Linked DNA regions of Homo sapiens: region 1 is linked to region 2. The links are chromatin loops, found by intact Hi-C in ENCODE. Cell type or tissue: PC-9. All regions are shown on one strand.

Region 1 (2,500 bases), 1.3 Mb before region 2:
GAGCCATGGTCACACCACTGCATTCCAGCCTGGGTGACAGAGCAAGACCCTGTCTCAAAAAAAAGAAAGTGGTAAATATTATGAAATAATATTATGAAACAATTGGGGGAATTAAAAAAGGATCACTCCTTATAAATTAGGAAGGACAATTTGAAATTTTATTAACATATGGAAAAATTATAGTATTAAACTAAAGTGAGCTGTTTTTACTTTCTGTTATAGATAAAATTTCTTTTAGGAAGTGATAGGTTATTGGATTAGTTAATACTGTTGGATAACAAATTATCCCAAAACTAAGTGGCTTAAAACAATAAACTTTGGTTATTTCTTAGTTTCTTTGTGAGTGGCTTAGCTCAGCATTGTTGGTGAGGGATGCAGTCATCTGAAGCTTGGTAGGGGCTGTAGGATCTGTTTCTGAGGGGCCCACTTACATGACTGGCAAATGGGTGCTGGTGGTTGGCAGGAGGCCACAGTGCCTCACCAGGTAGGCTCTCCACAGGCTTCTTGAGTCTTATGACATGATGGCTGACTTCCCCCAGGTGAGTGGTCTTGAAGAAGGCAAGATGGAAGTGGTGATATCTTTGGCAACCTAGCTTTGGAAGTTACACACCACTACTTCTGCCACTTTTCGTCATTAGAAGTGAGTCATTAAGTCAAGCCTACATTTAAGGAAAGGGAAATTAGCCTCTTTTTTTTTTTTTTTTGAGACAGAGTCTTGCTCTGTTGCCCAGGCTGAAGTGCAGTGGCACAATCTTGGCTTACTGCAACCTCTGCCTCCCAGGTTCAAGTGAGTAGCTGGGATTGCAGGCATGTATCACCATGCCTGGCTAATTTTTTGTATTTTTACTAGAGATGGGGTTTCACCATGTTGTCCAGGCTGGTCTCAAACTCCTGGCCTCAGGTGATCCACCCACCTGGGCCTCCCAAAGTGCTGGGATTACAGGTGTGAGCCACTACACCTGGCCAACCTTTTGGAGGAAGAAGTGTCAGGAATTTGAGGACATTTTAAAACCACTGCAGTTATTTTCCTTGAAAACTGCTTACAATGTGGTGACTTCATAGACAATGTTTATCAATACACTCCTGAGGACTTCTTGCTTGAAAGTTCTAGGGGCATAAATACTTTCAGGAAACTTCTAAACAAGAACAGATTATTTTCTTACATTCTGATAGTCATAATTTAACTGTGGATTTTTTTTCCTTGGAGATAGGGACCCTGTTTTAGATACTATATTTTATTTCCTGTCTTCCAAGAGAGATTTAAAGATTTATATGAGCAACACCTAGCAGATGCCTATTAAATAGTTGGTAAATAAATGCGTGAATTAGTTATTAATAAAAATGCACACACACACATACACACACACACACGCACACACACACACATCCTCTTCTTTTGGAATATACTGCCACCAGGTGGTGCCAGAATCACATGATTTTACATAAACTTTTTGGGCTGAAGTTCCACTTGCTTAAACAAGGTTTATTACAGTGTGATCCACAGTCATAAACTTACTTATTTAAATAGCAAAAACATTGAACTTAAGGAAGATTAACTGGGAAATTCTTTTTACTTTTTAAGTTTTAGAATAATTTTTAATACTTTTTCACTTAGCTTTTATTAATTATTTTTTAAAATCCAAACAGAAGTTACAAGCCTTTTAGGTGTTTTGTTGTTATCTAATTGGCTGACTTGGAATAGGAATATAAATACTTTGACTCCTTAGTAGGGGCAAATTCTCTCCTTTCTGTTCTAGCTACAGGTAGCTTCTTCAATCTTTTTTGTTTTTTGTTTTTCAACTGAGTACAGGGAGTATATCAAATTATCCTCAAACAGAGTTTTTTTTGCTTTTATTACAATTTTTAATTGATACAATAATTGTATATATTTATGGGGTACAGTGTGATATTCTGATATGTGTGTGCAATGTATAATGATCAAATCAGGTAATTGGCATATCCATCACTTCAAGCATTTATCATTTTTTGTGTGTGTTCGGAACATCCAAAAGCCCCTCTTCTAGCTATTTGAAAATATATAATAAATTGTTGTAAATTATAGTTTACCTAAGGTGCTATAGAAAACTAAGACTTATTCCTCCTGTCTTGCTATAATTTTGTAACTGCTAACCAACCTTTGGCTGTCTCCCTCTAACCATCTCAGCCTCTAATAACCACTATTCTACTCTCCACTTCTATGAGATCAATTTTTTTAGCTTCTACATGTGAGTGAGAACATGCAAGGTTTGTCTTTCTGTGTCTGACATTTTACTCAACATAATGACCTTGAGTTCCATCCATGTTGTTAGAGATGACAGAATCTCATTCTTTTTTATGGCTGAAATAGTACTCCATTGCATGTATGTACCACATATTTATCCATTTGTCTGCTGATGGACACTTAGGTTGATTCCATCTCTTGGGTACTGTGAATAGTGCTGCAATAAAAATGGGAGCGTAGATTGACATACTGATTTCATACTGTGTATCATACATGCGC
Region 2 (2,500 bases):
CAAGCAATTCTCCTGCCTCAGCCCCCCGAGTAGCTGGAATTACAGGGGCCCACCACTACGCCCGGCTAATTTTGTATTTTTAATAGAGACAGGGTTTCACTATGTTGGCCAGGCTGGTCTCAAACTCCTGACCTCAGGTGATCCACCCTCCTTGGCCTCCCAAAGTGCTGGGATTACAGGCATGAGCCACCGTGCCCACCTTAACTGTTTTTTAAATTTTTATTTATTTTTAGTGATAGGGTCTCATTCTGTCACACAGGATGGAGTGCAGTGGTGCAATCATGGCTCACTGCAGCCTCAACCTCCTGGGCTCAAGCGATCCTCCTGCCTCAGCCTCTCCAGTATCTAGGACTGCAGACTCTGCCACTACCCCACCTGGCTAATTTTTAAAAGAATACTTTTGTAGAGATAGGGTGTATGTTGCCCAGGCATGTCTTGAACTCCTAGCCTCAAGCAATCCCCTTGCCTGGGGCTCCCAAAGTGCTAGGATTACAGGCGTGAGCCACTGCACCCAGCCTACTTTTACACATATTTGAAAAAAAGTCTTACCATAAAAATTTTTAAGAAGAAAACGTCAACATTTGATTTTAAAATAAGAAAGCTGGCTGGGCGCGGTGGCTCATGCCTGTAATTCCAGCACATTGGGAGGCTGAGATGAGTGGATCACTTGAAGTCAGGAGTTCAAGACCAACCTGGCCAACATGGTGAAACCCCATCTCTACTAAAAATACAAAAAAATTAACCGGGCATGGTGGCACATGCCTGCAGTCCCAGCTACTTGGGAGGCTGAGGCAGGAGAATCGCCTGAACCCAAGAGGTGGAAGCTGCAGTGAGCCGAGATTGCACCACTGCATTCCAGCCTGGGTAACAGAGCAAGACTTTGTCTCAAAAAATAAATAAATAATTAAATAATTAAATAAGAAAGTCCATTTGATTTAGGTTTTGATATTATCTACTTCTGAATAACTGGACTTGGGGAATACGAAAGGAAGAATATGAAATGATACTTGTTTGCAGAGCTCCCCTCCATTTACCAGGCATTCCCCAGATGCTCTGGTCTGAAGCGACGTCTCTTGTCATAAAAGACATTTGTGTCTGGTGAGAAGGAATGGACGCAAGCAATCTCTGGCCTAAACCCCAAAGACCCTGGGTCTGAGTGAACTTGAGCAAATTCAACATGGACCTCTCTGATTAACCACTGCTTCCATCTTGTAAGACCAACAAAATTGCTAAATCACCTTGGGTATTTGCTAAATAATGGCAGAATCAAAGGTCCCACCCCAAACCAACAACTCAATCTCTAGGTATGGGGTCCAGGAAGGAGTGCTTCGACAAGCTCCTCAGGTGATTCTGATGCCCCTTAAAGTTTGAGAATCACTGGGTTAGGAAACCAGTGACCTGGTGTCCTCCAGTGGGCAAAACTGATTCTACACCTCCACCTTGTGGCTTAAAAGCTACAAAGCAACTTCACCAGAATACCTGGCTCTCTGCCACATAACTAATTGACGGTGGCATTCAAAGCCCAGCAAGAAACCTTACACCTCCTCTAAGGATTTATTCCTGAGATACAACATTTGGATTCATGTCATTATACTCAGGGATTAGCAGGTCCATAAACATTATAGAAAGTTAGCTTTGAAAGTATTTTCTAAAAGTTAGCTTTGACTATTTTGGGATGAGTATAACACTATATATTCATTCAATATTTACTAAGTTTCCATAATATTCCAAGCACTGTGCTAGGCACTAGAGATTAAAGATGAATAAAACACGCACCTGCCCTTAAAAATTCATAGAAAAACACAAGTAATAATACATATTAGGACAAATGCCTCCTTTCTGTGAAGCAGCTCCTGGGCACTGGGAAGGAAATCAAAGACAAATACTGGCCTACCGGGAGACAAGACATAGCATATGAATAACTAATGATGGCAAAAGCAGCAACTGAAATGTGCAACATGAATGCCACAGATCATAAGTACTTTACAGAGATTCTGAATGGAGAGATCCTTTCCTCTAGAAGTTAGGGACAGCTGCATTCATTCAACATACACTCTGTGCCAAAATAGTGCCAGGTGCCGGGGGACATGGTGAGTAAAAGCATCTTTAAGAGTATGTAACAGAGAGATCTAGCAAGGAAGTTTTCCCTGATGGATTACCATTTGATCTTGGTAACTATGACATGAACACGTAAAGAAAAATCAAGAAAACAGGAGAAAGCATCCTCTATGTGTATGTGTTTTGGGGGGTGGTGCAAAGGGAGAAGAGACGCAAGCTAAGGAGCCAGTGCAGTCAGAACCTTATGGAGAGACGGAAATGGGTATGAAATGGGGTAGGGATTTAAGCAATGAAAAGAGTGGCCAAGCACTAACACAGAGCAAAGATGTTTATGGCAGAGGGAGGGAGAGGCAGAAGAGGCAAATGGACTTTGAGATTTCAGCCAGGATGATTATAAGACAGACGATGACAATAATAAAAAAACAAAGAAGTTTAAGAAAGG

Evidence for each region. A loop is a pair of places that touch in the nucleus more often than their neighbours do. Peaks named below come from ENCODE experiments on the same cell type or tissue, not always from the same donor. Only the 100,000 strongest peaks of a DNase experiment are listed, where the experiment ranks them.
Region 1: a loop joins it to region 2, with 5 times the contacts of the local background. A loop is called at or near these places in 6 of 110 quality-filtered maps.

The regions. Positions count from the first base shown.
Region 1 is chr14:67,835,800-67,838,299 of GRCh38, forward strand. The region is part of intron 4 of RAD51B (RAD51 paralog B); the gene reads left to right. Among named protein-coding and RNA genes, the nearest start is that of RAD51B, 17 kb to the left of the region's middle. In PC-9, a CTCF peak has its summit at 1,418 (motif pointing right); a DNase peak (open chromatin) is centred at 1,442.
Region 2 is chr14:69,106,155-69,108,654 of GRCh38, forward strand. All of the region lies in intron 5 of DCAF5 (DDB1 and CUL4 associated factor 5), which reads right to left. Among named protein-coding and RNA genes, the nearest start is that of DCAF5, 46 kb to the right of the region's middle. In PC-9, CTCF peaks have their summits at 1,420 (motif pointing left) and 1,619; a DNase peak (open chromatin) is centred at 1,457.